Regions from separate parts of the Homo sapiens genome. Here region 2 is linked to region 1. A link is an interaction called in ENCODE POLR2A ChIA-PET data of the cell type or tissue named here. Cell type or tissue: GM12878. All regions are shown on one strand. Links, peaks and the distances in the headings refer to the core of each region. The heading gives the core; the rest is flanking DNA.

Evidence for each region. Peaks named below come from ENCODE experiments on the same cell type or tissue, not always from the same donor. Only the 100,000 strongest peaks of a DNase experiment are listed, where the experiment ranks them.
Region 2: POLR2A ChIA-PET joins it to region 1 with 6 read pairs; 2 of 35 experiments call an interaction of 5 or more read pairs at or near these places.

What each region holds. Positions count from the first base shown.
Region 1 is chr20:50,516,695-50,522,079 of GRCh38, reverse strand. All of the region lies in intron 1 of PTPN1 (protein tyrosine phosphatase non-receptor type 1), which reads right to left. Among named protein-coding and RNA genes, the nearest start is that of PTPN1, 9.0 kb to the right of the region's middle. RefSeq lists a silencer at 1,405-1,454. In GM12878, for the core only: no CTCF peak of the experiment used is centred there; DNase peaks (open chromatin) are centred at 1,359 and 2,419; H3K4me3 peaks cover 4,064 bases; H3K27ac peaks cover 4,831 bases.
Region 2 is chr20:49,264,092-49,269,476 of GRCh38, reverse strand. ZNFX1 (zinc finger NFX1-type containing 1) reads left to right here. Exons shown (of 14, transcript NM_021035.3): 4 at 3,211-3,342; 5 at 4,613-4,761. Among named protein-coding and RNA genes, the nearest start is that of ZNFX1, 11 kb to the left of the region's middle. In GM12878, for the core only: no CTCF peak of the experiment used is centred there; no DNase peak of the experiment used is centred there; H3K4me3 peaks cover 2,367 bases; H3K27ac peaks cover 1,157 bases.

The DNA of each region.
Region 1 (5,385 bases), core at 236-5,235:
ACCCTTTAGCCCTTTGCTTCAATTTTATCTAACGATAATATACCAAATACCTACAAGGCCAAGCATCACATAACATTAACATCAAGCTTGACGAGAAAACTCAGCTTGGGGTAGGGGTTGCAAACTCAAGTGCTAGGTAGTGTACACCGACAAGGACAGTGTGACCCACTGTGGGACTGTGGTAAACTCTGCAACGCACACATGTACATCCAAAAGGAGTTGTGTCCCTCAGTCCAGCAGACCACTGCCAGTGTAAGCTCAGACGGTGTGATTTTCAGATTTTTCAAGAGAGGCCAGAATCCAGAGTTGCATGTCATTTCTCCTGATTCATTTATAAACAATGGCACAAATTAAACTCTTCTCTTTTTTAAAAAGCATTGCGTGAAGCAAGCAAAATATGACTGTGGGTGGCCAATTTGTGACATCTAGGAAAGAGGTTAGAAAACTAGGCAAAGGTCAAAAACTACAAACTCTCTCCTCCTATGTCCTAATAAATCGGGGAGGCTTAGCACAATCCCCTGTCTCTCTTCACAGCCATGTATGTGGAAGCTGAAGCAGTGGCCACACTGCCATAGTGCTATTGTGAAGCTGAATCCAGGACACAGGAGAAGACTGAGGGTCTGGGACCTCATTGTCCTCCTGAAACATTTCCTGCTGTTATAGACCAATTGACAGTATATAATAAACAGCATTGCATGTAAAGGACTTTGCACAGTGCCTGAGGCACAACACAGAATTCAATAAATGTTAGCTATTAGTGGGTTTTATCCTGAACAAGGGTAGAACATGCAGCAGACTGTTTCTCTCTCAAATGGAAGATTTTTTAGTCCAATTACAAAATCCAACATTCCTCTTTAGACAAAAGAAGAATTTCAAAAGGAACTACATTCATCCATGTGGCATTCAGGAATTTTAAAATATAATGTGACTTATGCCCCCACAGGGCATTTTATTATTTTTAAGGAAATAATGGGTTTTTTTCAAGTTTTAATTTGAGTTAATATGAAATTTTAAAGTTCTGTCCCACTTTTAGATTAGGGGGATCAGGCACAGCCATATAATGCTACCATATCTAGCATGAGTAAGGCATGAAGCCCCAATTTTTCCAGAAAGATCACCCCACCCTCTGGTCTTCTCCTGTGACCATGTCTTTGTAGAAAGTTACATCTAGGTAATGCTATATGGCTGTCTAGTCTAGTCTAATGACTACATTTTACAGATCCTGTATGCAACTCCTCAAAATCCCACAACAGTCAAAGGCAGAGTCAGAACCCAAACCCAAGTCTTCTTCTTCCTGAGTCGTCTTCTTCCATGACCTCACATGTCCCCTCCTGTGAGTGCACATGCTCAGGGTGGCTGCTTCAGGGGAGCAGGGCAGCTTGAGACTAAAGCTCTGAAACACAACTGTTCTGTGTGAAACTAACCAGTACTGGAGACAGATACAGGCACCTACCCTTAGGAGCAAAATGTTCTATCAAGCAAGGGCACAGGCTGGGGAAGGTTTCCTATACACAGCCCAGCAAAGCCTTGCTTCAGTACATTGCAGGCGTGGTCATAATCTTTTACAAATCCTCTAATATCAACTGTGCCTTTTTAACCACTAGCTTGGAACAAGAATTTCATACCTGTATGAAAGAATATAATTTACTTGCTGGAAAAGTAGAAGTGTCACAAAGCAAAGAAATCACTTAATTTTTTTTTTTTTTTTGAGACAGAGTTTCACTCTTGTCCCCCAGGCTGTAGTGCAATGGTATGATCTCGGCTCAATGCAACCTCCGCCTCCCAGATTCAAGCGATTCTCCTGCCTCAGCCTCCTGAGTAGCTGGGATTACAGGCATGTACCACCACGCTCGGCTAATTTTGTATTTTTAGTAGAGACAGGGTTTCACCATGTTGGTCAGGCTGGTCCTGAACTCCGGACCTCAAGTGATCCACCCACCTCGGCCTCCCAAAGTGCTGGGATTACAGGCGTGAGCCACCATGCCCGGCCGGAATCAAAGATTTTTAAATACTGTCACTATGCTTCCAACTGTCCAACTTCCAAAGTACTGAGAAAATATTTTTTGAAATGTAGCCAAGTATAGAATATAGACTGTGTCCTACATTCAAAAGTTGTCTTTCTAGAAAGCATGTTTTAATGGCAAAGGATACAAAGCAAGCTGTAAAAAGAGACTAAAATTAGCTCAAACCACAAATAACCTAACATACTTATCACTTCCTTATGATCAACCTACAAAAATCAAACTTTAAAGGCACTTACAAAACTAAAGGTGGGAGGCCAACTGCACCCTTTAACTTCGCTATACCTTTCCTCCTTCTAACATGGACCCTGGCACATAAACACTGCCAAACGATGACACTGTGTTAACGTGAAGGCAAGCACCAGGGAAACTACGGGAGCACAGTTTTGCCCTGTAAATAAAACAGCATGTACCATGCAGTTCTTAAGTGGTTAGAAGGGTAACTACCTCCTCAAACTGAAGATGGGAAATGCAGATGAAGGCCCACACCCATCTTCAGCTGCATTTCACAGACAGCTAAGGACATACCACGCTCCCACTTCAAACAAAATATTCTTCCATCTTCTAAAGCCATCTATTTCCTACTTTCAAAAGCAACATCTTCCAAATCTATTGGGAAACCAAAAGTTTGTTACCATTCGAGTAGTGGAACAAGTTGCAAAATGAGGTTTAGTTGACAAATATGTATTCATGGGTAAAAAAAAGGCACTGGGTTTGTTAAACTACATCTACTTTTTCAGTGATTCTCTCTCTGAGTGTATTAACTATGTCTGATAAGTTTTGTGATAAATTTTTTGGAGAAACTTCAAGCTCACAAAGGATGAAAACAAGTGGTTAAGGATGAGTACAGAACCTACCAATACCACTGTGCACACTCCAATACTGTTACTCAAACTTTCAAAAGCATTTTCATTAGCAGGTAGAGAAATAGGGGCAAGTAGCAGACCTGGGTAGTTATTTGTGGTGTGAACAGACCAAACAAAATACTGATAATGGCACTAATATTCCTAAGATTTATTCAAGAAAAACTGTCAGTAAGACATGAAGGAATATTTAGAAATGCTCAGAAATGACACCATGATAGGTACATAAAGGGCCCATTGAAACCCAGCATTCTAGGGATGTGGATTCTCAAGGAATATTCAAGAGCAACCTTTAGGTGTGGCTAAACCAGGTTGTATTCTGGGGACTGCTCCAAAAATTTGGTTTTATGCTTGTATAAACCTGATGTAGCTTAATGTAACTTTCTGATCTTGGCCCCATTCTGCCTCACCCCACCTCGGAGCATGATCCTTAACACTATGGCAACAGGGAGGTGGCGTCCAGGTAGTAGAGAACAATAAGAGTAATGCTCTTAATTCAAAAGTGCTGTCAAGATACAGTTCAGTTCAGAGTAAAAACAACAAAGCAAAACAATGACAACAACAACAACAAACCAAAAAATGACATATTCTCTCCCTGCCCCGAAAAAAAAATTCACTGGGTACCTTCTTAGAGGCCTCTTTTCTCTGTGCAAAAGTTAGCCACAAAAATATTTATGACTCAGTGAAGGCGTATTTTCCCTTTATCCTTACAGAAGCAAACTAAGCCCTGACTATTTGAAAAGTGAAACAGTAGTTAACAGCGACAAATGTTCAAACATCAAGGAGAGTTAAAGCTAATTTACCATGTTATGCTAAATGCAGTTTGCTTATTTGTTCTCTTGAGTGAAGTTATATTCAGAAGTGACTTCATCCTTAGACATTTTTAAGTAACTCACGTTCTTAAGAGAACTCTATTTGGAATAATTACTTGATGTTCACTTTCCTGTAAGAAATTCGCAATAGTGTACAATCCTGTAACCGGGGCCCATCTGGATAAAAATTAGCTAAGCTGTTTGCTGTAATGTAACGTAGTGACTTTTAAGTAAGATTCTGCAAAAGGAAGAGAAGTGCCAATAAAAGATCCATTAAGAAAGGAAAAAAGTCGAAAAACGTTTCTTAACAGAGACAAGGGAAGAGTTTTCCTTTTCTAATCACTAAGAAATTTTTAAAAATTATTTTGAAAGCCTAGTTTTGCTATGCTCATCTTATCTTTGCAAGTGATGTTGCTCACCCACAAAAGCCACAAACACAGCCGAGGCTTCCTTCTTCATCTGTAAAAGTAAAATATACCTCAGTCTCTAGGAAGAAACATCTGAAAAGTAAAGAGAAGGAGACAGGGACACAAGCCTACTTGGGACCCAAAACTTTACTTCAAGTGGTTAATCCTCAAGAAGGATTTAGAATTTCCCAGCACTAGATTCAGAGTAGTAAAGAATACGTTTATTTCCCAGAGAAAATGCAGACCTTAAGTGTCCCTTTGCCATGTTTACTCTGAGTCCATATTACAGAGCTGACTTCAGAGCACTAATTCTATCTAATTACCATAGGGTATCCATAAAACCTTACTGCCTTAGTAAAACCATAAGCACTCAGTAAATCGAACGATGTCATACGTTTTTCTCTTAAAAAAAGGGCTGGGCCGGGCACAGTGGCTCACACCTGTAATCCCAACACTTTGGGAGCCTGAGGCAGACAGATGGCTTAAGCCCAGGAGTTCAAGACCAGCCTGGGCAACACAGCAAAATCCCATCTCTACTCCAAAAAAATACAAAAATTAGCTGGGCGTGATGGCACATGCCTGTAGTCTCAGCTACTTGGGAGCCTGAGGTGGGAGGATCACTTGAGCCCAGGAGGTGGAGGTTGCAGTGAGCCAAGATTGTGCCACTGCACTCCAGCCTGGACGACACAGCAAGACCCCATCTCAAAAAAAATATTAAAAAAATAAACTTTAAAAGGACTGAAAATCATTTATAAGTACTTGGTATTATTTTATTTGTAGTAGTGTGACTTGTACCAAAGCCCAGAGATCAATAGATTTGATGGCTACAGTTTTCTTTGGCTGTTTCAGGGCAGGAGGGAATCTTCCATGTGAAATGGTCTTATTTTCAGTTTTCATACAATCAAAATTTACAAGCTGTCAGCAAGATACTCATGATTATGTCAAGCTGCTTTGAAAAAGGAGAGGGCAGCAGCTATTAAACTCTAAAGACCATTTCTACACAAAGTAAAGCATTATTTCTAAAATGCTGGAGACTTAGGTACTTTCTTCTCAAATATGGCAGATGTGTAAACTATCATATTATTCAAATGAAACTTAGACCAGATGTAGGTTTCTTCCTAAAATTACAACATAAAGGGCAACTATTCTTTGCATACCTAGTTAGGGTTGAAGCTTTCGTAAATTCTCAAGAATCAGTTCCTCTATCTTTTACAGGAAAAGCCACCCAATTGCTACTTGAGAGAAAAACTGCAAAAGCATAGCGTACGTGTCAGGGCTACTC
Region 2 (5,385 bases), core at 78-5,077, 1.3 Mb after region 1:
CTCCCGACCTCAGGTGATCCACCTGCCTTGGCCTCCCAAAGTGCTGGGATTACAGGTGTGAGCCGCTGCACTCAGCCCTTGATAGGTAGTTTTTAGATCCTCACCCTCCTCCCACTCTATCCTGAAGTAGGCCCTGGTGTCTGTTCCCTTCTTTGTGTCCATGTGTATTCAATGTTTAGCTCCCACTTATGAGTGAGAACATGTGGTATTTAATTTTCTGTTCCTGCATTAATTTGCTTTGGAGAATGGCCTCCAACTCCATCCACTTTGCTGCAAAGGACATGATTTTCTTCTTTTTCATAGCTGCATAGTATTCCGTGGTGTATATATGCCACATTTTCTTTATTCAGTCCACCATTGTTGGGCATCTAGGTTGAGTCCATATCTTTGCTATTGTGAATAGTGCTACAATGAACATGCATATGCATGTGTCTTTATGGGAGAATGATTTATATTCCTTCCCATTATATACCCAATAATGGGACTGCTAGGTCAAATGGCATTTCTGTTTTAAGCTGTTTGAGAAATCTCCAAACTACTTTCCACAGTGGCTGAACTAATGTACATTCCCACCAGCAGTGTATAAACTTTCCCTTTGCTCTGCAACCTCACTAGCATCTGTTATTTTTTGACTTTTTTTTGACTGTTTATTAATAGCCATTCTGACTAGTGTGAGATGGAATCTCATTGTGGTTTTGATTTGCATTTCTCTAATGATTAGTGATGTTGATGTTGAGCATTTTTTTCCTCTGCTTGTTGGCCATGTGTATGTCTTCTTTTGAGAAGTGTCTGTTCATGTCCTTTGCTCATTTTTTAATGGGGTTGTTTAATTGCAGATATTAGACCTTAGATGGATCCAGAGTTTGCAAATATTTTGTCTCATTTTGTAGGTTGTCTGTTTATTCTGTTGATAGTTTCTTTTGCTGTACAGAAGCTCTTTAGTTTAATTAGGTACCACTTGTCAATTTTTGGTTTTGTTGCAATAGAATGTTTAGTTAATAACATTCCTCCCGAAATGGGCATAAAATTTGTTTATAAAGTAGCTGCTCATAGGGATTTTCCAATAGGAACCCATTGTCATGCATAGTAATAGATACAAGATTGCTAGAGGTCAAATGTAGTGAGATGTGTGATTTCTGCTTTATATAATTGGTTCAATTTTATATTATTTTAAATTAAATAGTATCAAATATATAATAGCACTATGTGTGAAGCAACATTTTACTTACTTTACATACCTTAACTAATTGCATCCTCACAACCTTGTGAAATAGAAGCCATTACTAAAACCATTATACAGTTGGTCAGGCACGGTGGCTCACACCTGTAATCCCAGCACTTTGGGAGGCTGAGGCGGGTGGATCACAAGGTCAGGAGATCAAGACCATCCTGGCTAACACGACGAAACCCTGTCTCTACTAAAAAATATAAAAAAATTAGCCGGGCATGGTGGCAGGCGCCTGTAGTCCCAGCTACTCGGGAGGCTGAGGCAGGAGAATGGCGTGAACCCAGGAGGCGGAGCTTGCAGTGAGCTGAGATCGCTCCACTGCACTCTAGCCTGGGCAACAGAGCAAGACTCCACCTCAAAAAAAAAAACAAAACTGTTATACGGATGAAGAAAGCTAAGGCAAAGAAGGGTTAAATAACCTCTTAAGAGGTGGGAAGTATGTACTGAAGCTCACACAAATGTTAAGTGACAAGTTTAGGAATTGAATTCAGGCAGTCTAGCTGTAGAATCCTGGCTCCTATCTGCCACATTGTACTTGTCGTGGAACTATACCTTCCCATACCTTTCTCCCCAGGTGCCACTCTCTAATTCTACTCTGGGGTCATAACTATTATTAGAAGTGGGAATTTACATTAACAGTTAAAATAGCTACTGCTAAATTACTCTCCGAAAGGAAGTACCAAAAGAAAACAAAACCCCAAACAGGAAGAAGTCTTTAAAAAACACCAATGAAGTAATGGCAACTCATGATTTAAAAAAAAAAAAAAAAAACTTTATGTAACAAAGCTGGACGTCTTGACGAGTACCTGTAGTACCAAGTACTTGGGAGGCTGAGATGGGAGGATCCCTTGAAAACAGGTGTTCAGGCTGCAGTACACATAGCCCCTGCACTCCAGTCTGGACAACATAGGGCCTTAAAAAAGAAGGAAGAAATTGTTACTTATCCTGCTGTAGTGAAATCTTTGATTATCTTATATCACTCCCTCCCTCAACTTTGAGATTTTTGAGGACAGTGTCTACCTTACCAGCCTGACACAATGTAAGAATTTAGCAGGCCAGGCATGGTGGCTCACGCCTGTAATCCCAGCACTTTGGGAGGCCAAGGCGGACAGATCACAAGGGTCAAGAGATCAAGACCATCCTGCCCAACATGGTGAAACCCCATCTATACTAAAAATACAAAAATTAGCTGGGCATGGTGGCATGCGCCTGTGGTCCCAGCTACTTGGGAGGCTGAGGCAGGAGAATCACTTGAACCCGGGAGGCAGAGGTTGCGGTGAGCCAAGATCACACCATTGCATTCCAGCCTGGGCAACAAGAGCGAAACTCCATCTCAAACAAAAAGAGAGAATTTAGCAGTTTTTAGCCTAATTAATTAATTAATGGCCATTTACTAATGAGCCTATAACTCTTATTCCAATGTTGATTTCTACAAGTTTTCCCCTCCCATCACAAAAGCAAATCTACCATGTATATAAAAAGTATTTCTAATTTGCCACAAGATTGGAAACAATATATACAGCATCAATAGAAAACTGGCTAAAAAATACCTTAACAGCTGTAAAAAGGAAAGGGGGGGGTGGGGGGGATGGGATTCTCCTATGTATTGATAGAGAATGACCTTCAAGATACATTAAGTGAAAAAAATCAAGATGTAGAATGGTAAAAATTGTCTGTTACTATTCATATTTTAAGGAGAAAAGGGGAAGTCTAGAAAAAGAATACACATTTGTATTGTTTGTATATGCGTGGATATACTGTCTCTGTAAAGTTACAAAAGAAACTGGTAACATTGGTTGCTTCCACCCAGAGAACTGGGTGACAGAGTGCAAGAGGGACTTTTCACAATATACAATGTACGCTTCTTAGATTTTAAACTATCTTAATGTATTATATTAAATTTAAAAAAAGATTTTGCTCTGAGTAATTACTTTATTTAGAAAATGTCTAAATTGTTAAATTCCTTTTTCCTTATTTTCTAGGCAAAACCTATGTGGGTCTAAAAATTGTTCAGGCCCTCCTAACCAACGAGTCTGTTTGGCAAATTAGCCTCCAGAAGTTCCCCATCTTGGTTGTGTGTTATACTAATCATGCTTTGGACCAGTTTCTGGAAGGTAATACTTATAGGCAAATTTGTTCTCTATCAAGATGTTGATGATTGAACCATCAGCAACTTCAGTAGCTTTCTATTGCTCTTCAAACAAAGTCAACAGTCCTTATCATTACTTACATGGCCGTTTGTGATCTGTCCCAGCTGGACTGTGAACCACAGCTCCTACTTCTTAACCTTGTTCTCCCTAACTCCAGCAACACTGGTTATCTTCAGTTCCTTGAAAGCCTCTACGTCCTCCATTGGCCCATGCCATCCTCTGGCCTGGAATAGTTTTTTCCCTCTCCATCTTGAGCTTATTCAACCTGGCCCTACTCAACCTGGCCCTACTCATTCTTCTGGTCCCACTTTAAATCTCTCTTCTCAGGTGGACTTTTTCTATAGCCCCAAAGTGAAGTCTCTTTTGCATTTTTTATTTTTTTATAATCTATTTTATGTATCGCTACCCTAGATGAGGATTGGTCCTTTTCTTGCTGTATTCACATATCCTGGCACATATTAGGCACTCAAAAAATACTAAATAACATTAATGGATGAATAAATATATGCTTTTCCTTTATTTTTATTCTTCTATACCTCCCTTTCACCTAGATAAATCTTTATTCTTAGAGTCTGAGTTTAAATATTAGATTCTTAAAAATAGATCCCTACCCCACCCAGACTAGGTAATGTCCCCTGCTACCAGTACTCACTACATTTATTGCTGCCGTATTAATTATTTAATGAGTAACTTCCTGCCAGAGACAAAGAAATGATAACAAATCAGAAACTGGGCCTATGTTTCTACTGCTATATCTTCAGAACTTGGCACATGCCTAAAACATATGAGCAATCAGTAAATCTGCAGAGTGAAAAATATGTAACATATCCTGGGTGCTTGCTTTGTGCTGGGCCCTAGCTAGGAGCTTTAAAGATTTTCTTTCATTTATCCAGACTGTAGCCCTATATGGGAGATATTGCCATCTCTAAATCACAGACAGAGAAACTGAGACTCAAGTCACTTGCCCCAGGTTACACAGCAATAAGTGGTAGAGCTAAGAGTTGGATCCCTAGTTGTCTGATTCCAGAACCTGTACTCTTTAAGTGCTACACTTTACTGCTCTGCAGGTCACATCTTCTCGGGGACCTTCTCACTCATTAATGGGGTAAATTTCCTTTAAGCACAAGTTTATTCTCTAAGGGACCAGACTAGATCCCAAATACACACAGCTCTCACCTGAGAGAACCTAGCATAAGCTCCTCTCAACCCTGCCATGCTCCACTTTGTTCCACAGGCATCTACAATTGTCAGAAGACCAGCATTGTGCGGGTGGGTGGAAGGAGCAACAGTGAAATCCTGAAGCAGTTCACCCTAAGGGAGCTGAGGAACAAGCGGGAATTCCGCCGCAACCTCCCCATGCACCTCCGAAGGGCCTACATGAGTGTAAGTCCCAGCTCTGAAATATCTGGGGTAGTTCAAGAGGGACCTAAACAAGATAGCAGTGGCTTTCTGGGTAGGCAGCCCAGGGTAGATTTGGAGGCTCCTCAAAGCTCTGGAGGACCCAGGTTCCTTTCAGCATTCTATTCTGCCAATCCCTTGGTATGACCTTTGCCTTCACAATCCAAGATGGAGAAAAGACAAGGAAACACTGCCCATCCCCACCCTACCTTAACGCTCCTTCCCCCATACCACCCACAGCACCTCTGTGTACAGCCAACTGACCAGGGAAATGTCATCTTTTAGCTGGGCAGCAATGTGCCCAGTCAAAAATCTGAGTTCTTATTACTAAGGAAAAGAGAGAGAACAGATATTGTGAGCCTTGAAGTCTCTCCCACAGTATTCTTGGCCTGTTTGTTTTTCTGTTGTGTAGGTTGAGCATCTCAAATTGGAAAATCCAAATCCAAAACTTTCTGAGTGCCAACATTATTTCTTTTTTTGAGACAGGGTCTTGCTCAGTCACCCAGGCTGGAGTGCAGTGGCACAATCTCGGCTCACTGCAACCTCCACCTCCTAGGTTCAAGCGATTCTCTTGCCTCAGCCTCCTGAGTAGCTGGGATTACAGGCGCC